Linked DNA regions of Homo sapiens: region 1 is linked to region 2. Evidence: chromatin contacts called from ENCODE Hi-C or POLR2A ChIA-PET data. All regions are on one chromosome and are shown on one strand. Each heading gives the region's core, a stretch centred on a gene start or an enhancer-like site at or near the end of the contact. The rest is flanking DNA. Distances are from core to core; before and after follow the strand shown.

Region 1 (5,332 bases), core at 291-2,790, 4.1 Mb before region 2:
CTGGCTTCAGGAGGCGTGCGTGTGTGTGTGTGTGTGTATATATATATATATATATATATACACACACACACACACACACACACACACACATTTTTTTTTTTGGACAGGAAGTAGAATTTATTGGTGAGTATTAATAGGGGGGGCAGCACATTGGAAGCCCTCATGAGTGCAGGGCCAGCCACTTGTCCAGAGGGCCACGATTGGGGATGTACTTGACCCCACAGCCATCTGGGATGAGCCGCTTCTCAGCCACCATGTCTTCAAATTCATCAGCATTGAACTTGGTGAAGCCCCACTTCTTTGAGATGTAGATCTTCTGGCGGCCAGGAAACTTGAACTTGGCCCTGCGCAAGGCCTCAATCGCATGCTCCTTGTTCTGCAGCTTGGTGCGGATGGACATGATAACTTGGCCAATGTCAACCCTGGCCACAGTGCCCTGGGGCTTTCCAAAGGCACCTCACATGCCTGTTTGGAGCCTACATTGTGGTAGTGCAAGGTTAGAAACATGAACATCCATCGGAAAGGCCTGTCTCCAAGGTCCCTTAGAGCAACCCATACAACCAACAGGCTGCGTACACTACCAAGGAAGCTGCTGTGTGCAGCCATTGCACACACACATTTTTATAGTTTCTTGGTGGACTTGCCAATTCAGAAAATATCTGTAGTATCAATGAAAGTGAAAAATTCAACAGGTCCTTTGGCCACGATATTCCAGTAATACAAATTTATCCTTGTGCATAGACATCAAGAAGCATCATTAAGTAAAAAAATAGAGTTCTCTGACTCTCTACCAAGCCATTCGCTCGGGGCCAGACCCACAGGCCTCGCCCCGCCTCAACCACGCCTTCATGGCGTAGTCTTCTCCCTGTCTCCGTCCCCCGCTCCCCACCTTCCGAGCGTCTCCATCGCTCCCCAGCCACGCCCTTGGCGCCTGGTCCTGCTGCAGCCTGGTTTCCGTCCAGACCACGACCTCTCGGCTAGGTCCTCGTCGTCAACCCCGCCCCCAAGGTCTCGCCCCGCCCCAGCCCCGCCTTCCAGCGGTTGTCCGAGCCTCTACCCGCCCTAGCCACGCCTCCAAGGCGTGGTTCTCGTCTGCAGCCCCACCTAGGCCTCGCCCCGCTCCAGCCGCGCCTTCCGGGCTTGATCCTCGCCCCACCCCAGCCACGCCTTCTGGACTTGGTCCTCGTCTCTAGCCCCGCCCCCTAGCCGCGCCCCAGCCCCGCCTTCTGGACTTGGTTCCGTTCTCTGGCTCCGCCCCTGAGCCTCGCCCAACTCCAGCGACGCCTTCCGGGCTTGGGCCTCGCCTCTAGCCCCGTCCCCGGGTCTCGCCCCTCCCCAGCCACGCCTTCCGGACTTGGTCCCCGTCTCTAGCCCCGCCTCCGATCCTCGCCCCACCCCAGCCACGCCTTCCGGACTTGGTCCTGGTCTCTAGCCCCGCCTCCGATCCTCACCCCACCCCGGCCACGCCTTCCGGACTTGGTCCTCGTCTCTAGCCCCGCCTCCGAGCTTCGCCTCACTCCAGCCCCGCCTTCTGGACTTGGTCTTAGTTCCCAGTCGCGGCCAAATCACGCCTCAGCCACCTCCCGCAAGCCTCTCACTGCCTCAGCCACGCTTTCCAGGCTGGTTTCTGGTCCCCATCCGCGGCTGGTCCGGCCCTGGGACCGAATCACTTCCCAGCGAGAGGAAGGTCAAATTTCTCGACCGGCTACGGGAAGGTCGCGGCCGCCGCCCTGTCAGCCGCCTCGGCGCCCCCAGGACCCCTCGGGTCTCTTTAACCGGAAGCGGAAGTGCGTGTCGGCGGGATCATGGCGACTTTGGTCGAACTGCCGGACTCGGTCCTGCTCGAGATCTTCTCTTACCTCCCGGTACGGGACCGGATCCGCATCTCCAGGTGCGGCCCCGCCTCCGGGGGGAAGGGCAGGGCGGAGGGCGCAGCTGGCACCTGGAGATGCGATGTGGCCCGGGGCTGGGGTCGTTCTAACCGCGCGTCCCCTCCCCCAGGGTCTGTCACCGCTGGAAGAGGCTGGTGGACGACCGGTGGCTGTGGCGACATGTCGACCTGACGCTCTACACGGTACGCGCAGCTGGCCGGGCGGGCCTGGGCCGCGGTCGCGGTGCCCGGACCCCGAAGACCACCTCTCCCACCCTGGGACTGTGTGTCGGGGCCCGGGCTGGGGATTTAGAGCCAGGCGATCCGGGGCCTATCTCGGCATCATCGCTTACCAGCTCCTCTTCGACCTCAGGGCCTCAATTTCCTCATCCCTGCAATGGGGATAAAGGACAGTACCTGCCTCACGGGGCTATTATGGGACTTCACTGAGATCACGCAGGGAAAGGGCTTAGAACAGTCTGGCACATATTTATCATTCGATAAATGCTAATTTATGACTATGTTATCAAGTTTTTGTTTTGTTTTTGAGACAGAGTCTCGCTCTGCTGCTCAGGCTGGAGTGCAGTGGTGCGATTGCAGCCTCGACCTCCCAAGCTCAAGCGATCCTCTCGCATCAGCCTCCTGAGTAGCTGGAACCACGGGCGCTCGCCACTACACCTGCTAATTTTTTATTTTTTGTAGAGACGGAGTCTCACTATGCTGCCCAGGCTGGTCTCGAACTCCTGGGCTCAAGTGATTCTCCCGACTTAGCCTCCCAAAGTGTTCAGATTACAGGCATGAGCCACAGCAACTGGCTCAAAACATTTATAGATATATTTGTTGCCCTTTTTGAAACTGTCTTCATAGATAATTGCTATTATAAAGTGAATTTGCACCCTTCCTTTTACGTTACTTCATATGTGTGTGTCCAAAAACAATTATAGTGTTAGTAATGTATTTCTGAACTTCGGGTAATGCTGTTCTACTATTTAGATAGTGTTCTACTTTTAAACAATTTTACTGTATATATCCATCTGTAACTCCCTTTAATACAGTTGCTTTTGAAGTTCTTTTTTTAAGGACAGAGTCTTGCTATGTTGCCCAGGATGGTCTCGAACTCCTGGACTGAAGCTGTCCCCCAACCTCAGTCTCCCAAAGTGCTGGGATTACAGGTGTGAGCCACAGTGTCTGGCCTGATAATATGAAACTTTTTCTCAGTTGTTGAAACTTAGTTGTTGGTTTTGCGAGGAAAAGTTGATTCGTCCATTGGTTTTGTGTGCATTTAAAATTTTACCAACTTTAACTGCTACCCTTGTGAGTTACCATTCGGTGGCCACTATTTCTAGTCAATTTCTGCTGACCCACACGGGTCTAAATTTGGCAAGGAAGATTTGATTCCTCTGTCAAAAGTAGCCCATAACATTTATGCTCTGCAGTTTATCTTTTTCTAATTTATTTTTTTGAGATGGATCTCACTCTGTCACCCAGGCAGTGGCAAAATCATAACATACTGCAACCTCCATCTCCTGGGCTCAAGCCATCTTCCTGCCTCAGCCGCCTGAGAAGATTCATTAAAACATGTTTCTTTCTCTCTTGGTTCATGATATGGTTTGGCTGTGTCCCCACCCAAATCTCAACTTGAATTCTATCTCCCAGAATTCCCACGTGTTGTGGGAGGGACCCGGGGAAAGTAATTGAATCATGGGGCCAGTCTTTCCCATGCTATTCTTGTGATAGTGAATAAGTCTCACAAGATCTGATGGGTTTATCAGGGGTTTCCTTTTTTGCTTCTTTCTCATTTTCTTTTGCCATCAACATGTTAAGAAGCGCCTTTCACCTCCCGCCATGATTTTGAGGCCTCCCCAGCCATGTGGAACTTAAGTTCAATTAAACCTCTTTTTCTTCCCAGTCTCAGGTATGTCTTTAGCAGCAGTGTGAAAACAGACTAATACTGTAAATTGGTAGCGGTAAGTGGGGCGTTGCTGAAAAGATACCCAAAAATGTAGAAGCATCTTTGGAACTGGGTAACAGTCAGAGGTTGGAACAGTATGGGGGGCTCAAAAGAAGACAGGAAAATGTGGGAAAGTTTGGAACTTCCTAGAGACTTGTTGAGTGACTTTGCCCAAAATGCTGATAGTGGTATGATCAATAAGGTCCAGGCTGAGGTGGTCTCAGATGGAGATGAGAAACTTGTTGGGAACTGGAGTAAAGGTGACTCTTGTTATGTTTTAGCAGAGAGACTGATGGCATTTTGCCCCTGCCCTAGAGATTTGTGGAACTTTGAACTTGAGAAAGATGTTTTAGGGTATCTAGTGGAAGAAATTTCTAAGTGGCAAAGCATTCAAGAGGTGACTTGGGTACTGTTAAAGGTATTCAGTTTTATAGGGGAAGCAGAGCAGAAAAGTTTGGAAAATTTGTAGCCTGACTATGTGATAGAAAAGAAAAACCCATTTTCTAGGGAGAAATTCAAGCCAGATGCAGAAATTTGCATAAGTAGCAAGGAACCTAATTAGGACCATGGGGAAAATGTCTCCAGGCCATGTCAGAGACCTTCACGGCAGCCCCTCCCATCTCAGGCCTGGAAGCCCAGGAGGAAAAAGTGGTTTCCTGGGGGCCCAGGGTCCCTGTGCTATGTTCACCCTGGGACTTGGTGTCCTGTGCCCTAGCTGCTCCAGCTGTAGCTGAAAGGGGCCAACGTATAACTCGGGCTGTGGCTTCAGAGGGTGGAAGCCCCAAGTCTTGGCAGCTTCCACATGGTCTTGAGCCTGCTGGTGCACAGAAGCCAAGAACTGAGGTTCAGGGCCAGGCACAGTGGCTCACGCCTATAATCCCAGCACTTTGGGAGGCCAAGGCAGGCGGATCACTTGAGGTCAGGAGTTCAAGACCAGCCTGGCCAACATGGTGAAACCCCATCTCTACTAAAAATACAACAAATGCGTGGTGGCGCATGCTTGTAATCCCAGCTACTCGGGAGGCTGAGGCAGGAGAATCGCTTGAACCCGGGAGGCAAAGGTTGCAGTGACTCAAGATCGTGCCATTGCATTCCAGCCTGGGTGACAAGAGCGAAACTCCATCTCAAAAAAAAAAAAAAAGAATTGAAGTTTAGGAACCTCTGCCTAGATTTCAGAAGATGTGTGGAAATGCCTGGATGTCCAGGCAAAAGTTTGCTACAGGGGTGGGGCCCTCATGGAGAACCTCTGCTAGGGCAGTGTGGAAGGGAAATGTGGGGTCAGAGCCCCCACACAGAGTCCCTATTGGGTCACTGCCTAGTGGAGCTGTGAGAAGAGGGCCACTGTTCTCCAGACTCCAGAATGGTAGATCCACCCACAGCTTGCACCATGCACCTGGAAAAGCTTCAGACACTCAACACCAGCCTGTGAAAGCAGCTGGGAGGGAGGCTGTACCCTGTAAAGCCACAAGGGGCGGAGCTGGCCAAGACCATGGGAACCCACCTCTTGCATC
Region 2 (5,931 bases), core at 740-3,239:
GGAGCAGCTAGGACTACAAGTGGGTGCACCAGCACGCCCAACTAATCATCGTATTTTTTGTAGAGATGGGGTCTCCTGCTGAGGCAGGAGAATTGCTTGAACCCAGCGGGGTGGAGATTGCAGTGAGCTGAGATCGCCCCACTGCATTCCAGCCTGGGCAACAGAGTGAGACTCTGTCTAAAAAAAAAAAAAAAAAAAAAAAAAAGTCAATGGGACAAGGGGAAGGGGACTTCCAGAACCAGGAAGCTGAGACAGACCAGATGGAGCGGATCATTGAGGAGTCCCTAAATCTCCCATCTGTAGGTCCAGCCCTAGGTTCTTTGCCTCTGCTGTCTTCTGGGTGTCTCCTCCTGACAACCTCCAGGCCCCTTAGAACCAGCAGGACCCAATCCAGGCTCAGCATGTCACCCCATACCTGCTTCTCTTCCCAGCTCACCATCACAGAAATAGCCCCACTATCCCCTGTCCCTAAATGGGAGACCCAGGTATTGTCCTCACCTCCTTCTATCCTTTCACCCCCACGAGCTCATGGTTTTCAGATCTTATCAGTTCTCCCTCTCCAGTCTCTCCCCAGCTGTCCCTTCCTCTCTCTCTCCAGGACTCCCAGATTGTCACCTCCCTCCTAGACCCTACCCCGGGCCTGACCACCCCCATCTTTCCTTTGGCCTCCCTTCCATCTCCGATTTGGTCTCCCCCACCTCCACACTGGCTTCCCCATGTCCATACTCATTCTCTCCCTGCCTCTTCTGTCAATGCAGCCAAAGGCGTCTGTGTCAAAAGCAACATGGCCATGGCCCTTCCTGCTCCAAACCCTCTCAGGGGTCCCCACTGCAACTGATGGAAACCAGGCTCCTCACTGCACCCCATGAGGCCCTGCAGGTATAGCCCCTGACTACCTGTCTATCCTTCTCTCCCACGGCCCCATCTATGAATCGTTCAGTTCTCAAAATAATGAACTCCTCACCTTTCCCAGACACACCAGGCATGCCCACAGCAAGAAACGAGCTTCCACCTTTTCCCCTTCCAGGGACAGCCCATGAAGCTCCTCTGCTCATCCCTCTTTCCACCCCCAGCTCTACACTGACTGCAGCAGCCCGGCAGGGGGAAGTGGGACCAGATGGACTGACGGGTGGACGGATGGGTGGATGGATGAATGGATAGATGGACAGATGCATGTATGGATGCATAGATAGAAGGATGGATGGGTGGATGGCCAGATGAATAGATGGATGGGTGGATGGATGGATGATGGACGGAGAGATGTATGGGTGGATAGATGGATGAGTGGATGGATGTATGAATGGATAAATGGGAACACATAAATGGATGGATGGATGGATGGATGGATGGACGGACGGATGCATGGATGGATGGATGGATGGATGGATGGATGGACGGATAGATGAGTGGGTGGCCAGATAAATAGATGGATGGGTGGACAGATGGATGAGTGGAAGGATGGGGGGAGCAGATGGATGAATGGATGGGCGGACAGATGGATGAACGGAAGTGTGGATGGATAGATGGAAGGATAGATGGGTGGATGGCCAGATGGATAGACGGGTGGGGGACAGATGGATGGATGGGCAGATGAACGGTTGAAGCAGCCCGGCCGAAATGCGGGAGAAATGGGGGGAAGCCCTGCAGAACGCATCGGCCCCTTCTTGACCTCGGCGGGCCTTAGCTTCCCCTCTGAACAAAGCGGGCGTGTGACCCTCTGCGCACCCCTAAACCGTGCACTCACCCGCTCAGGCCTCAGTTTCCCCCACTGTCCAGCGGGGGTGGGGTCCCGGGCTGGGAGCCACGCGAACGCCCCCACGGTCCTCTCTTCTCGGCCGCCTCCTGCCGGGTCCCCGACCGCACCCCCTCCCGTAGGGCACGGGTCACGTGACTCGAAGCCCACCTCCTCCCGGGGAGGGGCCGGGCCTCGGGGACCCAGCGCCGGAGCGTCGCCGGGCAACAGTGCCCGCCTGGTCTTCGCCTCCCAGCAGGGGCCCGGCCCCGCCCACTGGGCGGACGCCCCGCCTCCGAATCGATCACGTGAGGGGGCCGCAGCGCTCGAACAATCCCGCCCTCTCGTTGCCGTGACAACCGCCTTGTAGGCACACTCTTCTTAAATCCGGGCCCTTGGTCCCCCGCGCGGGCGCGGGTGGATCTCTCGGGCTCTGACTTGTTTTCGGGTCACCTTCAGGCTTCAGCCAGGCACCTGACGCCTCTTTCCCCTCACGGTGCCAGGGCCGGGCCGAACTACATTTCCCAGGAGGCTCCGCGGCCAGGTGCAAACAGCGCCGTGCTGACTACATTTCCCAGACAGCCTTGCGGCGGCCCGGGCCTTAAAGCGTCCATTTCCCAGCGGCCCTCCGCTGCGAGACCGCAGCCCTTCTCTGGAGTCTCAGAGCCGCAAGACACCACGACTCCCAGAGGACCTTGCGTCGGGCAAGAAAGACTACACCTTCCAGAGGCCTCTGCGGCGCCGCGACAGGAAGCGGCGGGCGAGCCGAGTGTCCTTGCGCGTGGATCCGAGCGACCATGGTGGCCCGGGTGTGGTCGCTGATGAGGTGCGTGGGGGCGCCGGAGGGGACCCGAGTCCCCGAAAAAGTCCATTTTTGTGGGCATCCCTGTCTCCAGTCTGGTCCCGATCTGCTCTTCGCTTCCCTTAGAGTCACTTCCCCTTCGTTCCCCGCCTATGGGCCAGATAGGGAAACTGAGGCTTCAGAGGGGCGGGGCTTCCCGAGGTCGCCAATCCCCTCCCTCCTGCTTCCCAGCGAGCCCTTGGCGTTCAGTTCGCGGTGTCAGCCTCCGCCTCCGAGCCTCAGTTGTCTTCTCTGTGAGGTGGGAATGCCGGTGAATCCTGCCGCTGGCGTGGATGAGAAGTGAATGCGTGCTCGGAGCTGCGAGTGACAGCGGGCAGGAGGCGCCCAGGGACACTTGGTTTCTCCAGGGCTGGAAGGCTTCTAGAAGGTCAAGATCTTACGTCTTCACTGCCCCTGCTCACTGTGGGACTTTGAGTGACCCACTCTCCCCCTCTGGGTTTCAGTTCATCAGTTCAAGTGGCGTCCAGCCGCCCTGCCTTGCACGTTGTAAAACGAGTGCTGTATATAATAGGGGTCTGGGTCGACGGTGCTGCACTACAGAGTGTCACCCTGTGGACGGTGAGCCCTCAGGAGGGTCTCACTCTCCCCGTGGGCCTTGGCCCCTGAGGGTGGCTGTCAGTGTCCGCTGAGCTTCTGCTCCTCCCGTCCCTGCCCGCAGGTTCCTCATCAAGGGAAGTGTGGCTGGGGGCGCCGTCTACCTGGTGTACGACCAGGAGCTGCTGGGGCCCAGCGACAAGAGCCAGGCAGCCCTACAGAAGGCTGGGGAGGTGGTCCCCCCCGCCATGTACCAGTTCAGCCAGTACGTGTGTCAGCAGACAGGCCTGCAGATACCCCAGGTACTACGGGCCGGGAACGAGGCCAGGGTTTGGCGGGTGGTCAGCTCTGGGAGGTCCCTCCAGCCCTGCACGATGTTGTCCTCCATATTGATGCTGACCTGATTCTCCGGCCTGTCCTCCTCCCTCCGCCTCTGGGGATGGGCTGCTGAGCCTTTTCACCAGTTCTTTCTGCCCATCTCTTTTTCCCAGCTCCCAGCCCCTCCAAAGATTTACTTTCCCATCCGTGACTCCTGGAATGCAGGTAAGGCACCCAGTTTCTTTGCTTGGAGGGAGACACCCCAGTCTAGCCCCTCTCCCCACTTCCTGGCCATTCCTTTCTGTCCATCCTCCTTCCTGCCCGACACGTGTCTCTTAGGGATCTAAAAGGGAAAGGAGGCCGAGCACAGTGGCTCACGCCTGTAATCCCAGCACTTTGGGAGGCTGAGGTGGGCGGATCATCTGAAGTCAGGAGTTCGAGACCAGCCTGGGCAACATGGTGAAACCCCATCTCTACTAAAAATACAAAAATTAACCGTGCGTGGTGGTGCACACCTGTAATCCCAGCTGCTGCTTGAGAGGCTGAAGCAGGAGAATTGCTTGAACCCAGGAGGCAGAGGTTGCAGTGAGCCGAGGTTGCACCACTGCACTCCAGCCTGGGCGACAGGGCGAGACTCCATCTCAAAAAAATAAAATACAAAAATTAGCCTGGTATGGTGGCGCACTTGTAGTCCCAGCTACTTGGGAGGCTGAGGCAAGAGAATCGCTTGAACCCAGGAGGCGAAGGTTGCAGTGAGCCGAGATTGCACTACTGCACTCCAGCCTGGGAGACAGAGTGAGACTCCATCCCCGCCCCCCACCCACCCCCCACCGCCCAAAACAAACTCTAGAGTTTCCCAGGGGTTGGAGGCTGGGTGAGGCTGGGAGGGGAGTATCACCAGTGGCCGTCCCTTTCCCACAGGCATCATGACGGTGATGTCAGCTCTGTCGGTGGCCCCCTCCAAGGCCCGCGAGTACTCCAAGGAGGGCTGGGAGTATGTGAAGGCGCGCACCAAGTAGCGAGTCAGCAGGGGCCGCCTGCCCCGGCCAGAACGGGCAGGGCTGCCACTGACCTGAAGACTCCGGACTGGGACCCCACTCCGAGGGCAGCTCCCGGCCTTGCCGGCCCAATAAAGGACTTCAGAAGTGTTCCCTGACCCGTGTGCTGGCCCCAGGGAGCACAGGGTTGGCCTGGTGGTGCCCAGAGCACCGAGGCCTGGGCTTCTGGCTCCTGATGGCTTGTCAGGGCTTGACCTTGACCACAGGCCATAGCACTCCCCTTTGCCGTCTGCTCTGGTGCGGGGAGTCAGAGGTCAGAGCGGCTGCTCCCGGTGCTCCAGAGGCTGTGCTCTGGGGCCAGGAAAGTGCTTTGGCCAAGCCTGGGTTGTGGAGGGTCTTGGTTTTGGAGGGCTGAGACCAGGGTAGGACAGTGGAAGAGCCAGAGTGGATAGAAGTGGGGTCTGCTTCCCTGCGGGACACAGGGCAGGAGCCCCCAGGGCCACTGGTTCCTGCCCTCCTCAGCTCCTGTCCGCAGTCCTGTCCCGGCCCTTCCTTGGCCGGACTCCACCCTCATTCCACCCTCTCCCGACAACCCTAGCAGGGGAATCCTGGTCATTGAAGGAAATCCAGGTGTTTGTTGCCATTCAGAGGGTCTCCCGGACATTGCCTCTCCCCTGGGACGCCTTCCCTGACACCCCTGCCGCACACTGGCCAGGCTACCTGGCAGCCTGCATGGTTCCCCCGCATCAGGCATGAGCCCTGGGAGGCTCCCAGCACCCAGCCACAGAGGGCGATCCACGGGGTTGGGTGATGGCAAGAGGCCTGTGCCCAGAAACCAGTCTGGTGGCTCCAGACACATGGGGGTGGTGGGGAGCTTGGGTGGGGCCAGAGGCCTCCGTAGGATGCTGCCCTGGGAGCAGGGAGCAGACAGGTGATGCTCACCGAGCTGGGACAGGGTCCCCGTTCCCATGAGTTCAGGGGTTTATGTTGCTTGGTATAGGGAACTGAGCTTAGGAGGGGACAGCTGTTACAGAGGAGAGGAGCAGAGACTAGAGGCCGGGGCATCTCCCCCACTGTCCCACTCAGAGAGGAGAAGCCACTGGCCTGAGCAGGGCGTAGGAGGGGTGTGGCTGGGAGCAGCGGCCTAGTCTGGTAGAAGGGGAGTCCACAGGGCCTGCCCACCCCATTCCCCCCAGGAGCGTGGTCCCGGGACAGGTCCCCCACATCTGATATGCCCCTGTCCTTACTGGGCCTTAGCAGTGGTGGGGGCAGGTCTAGGGTGAGGGAGGGATGAGCAGGGCAGGGGAGCATCACTGACCCTCAGTGCTGCAGGAGGAAGCCGGTGCTCGCCGGAGCACCCACGCACTCACTGTCCCCTGACACTGTCCACCAAGTCCTTCCCGAAGGCCCAGGAAGGAGCAGACTGCAGGCCCATTTTACAGACGAAGAAACTTGCACAGACAGACAGTTCTGTCTGCCCAGCCTGT

The links. Hi-C counts contacts between places; a loop is a spot of excess contacts on that map. ChIA-PET counts read pairs that join two places held with the same protein, here RNA polymerase II (POLR2A). Pooled maps may share reads with other maps.
Region 1: a loop to region 2 is called in a pooled map, with 8 times the contacts of the local background. The contact joins the promoter of FBXL12 here to the promoter of HSD11B1L in region 2. A Hi-C loop is called at or near these places in 5 of 50 pooled maps. POLR2A ChIA-PET finds 5 or more read pairs at or near these places in 2 of 52 experiments (B cell and SK-N-SH).

The regions. Positions count from the first base shown.
Region 1 is chr19:9,815,287-9,820,618 of GRCh38, reverse strand. It overlaps FBXL12 (F-box and leucine rich repeat protein 12), which reads left to right and starts at 1,540. Exons shown (of 3, transcript NM_017703.3): 1 at 1,540-1,891; 2 at 2,002-2,074. The coding sequence starts at 1,806. It overlaps LOC124900430 (small nucleolar RNA SNORA70), which reads right to left and starts at 665; the gene lies at 525-665. It also overlaps the pseudogene RPL10P15. RefSeq lists silencers at 979-1,128, 1,349-1,438, 1,889-2,048.
Region 2 is chr19:5,677,085-5,683,015 of GRCh38, reverse strand. HSD11B1L (hydroxysteroid 11-beta dehydrogenase 1 like) reads right to left here and starts at 1,989. Exons shown (of 8, transcript NM_198706.3): 1 at 1,745-1,989. MICOS13 (mitochondrial contact site and cristae organizing system subunit 13) reads left to right here and starts at 2,500. Exons shown (of 4, transcript NM_205767.3): 1 at 2,500-2,558; 2 at 3,253-3,430; 3 at 3,620-3,671; 4 at 4,368-4,594. The coding sequence starts at 2,530. The coding sequence ends at 4,465. It overlaps LOC107985320 (a long non-coding RNA gene), which reads right to left. Exons shown (of 3, transcript XR_007067107.1): 3 at 4,687-5,931. RefSeq lists a silencer at 1,812-2,021 and enhancers at 2,072-2,541, 2,552-2,651, 2,672-2,751, 2,782-2,891, 3,272-3,411.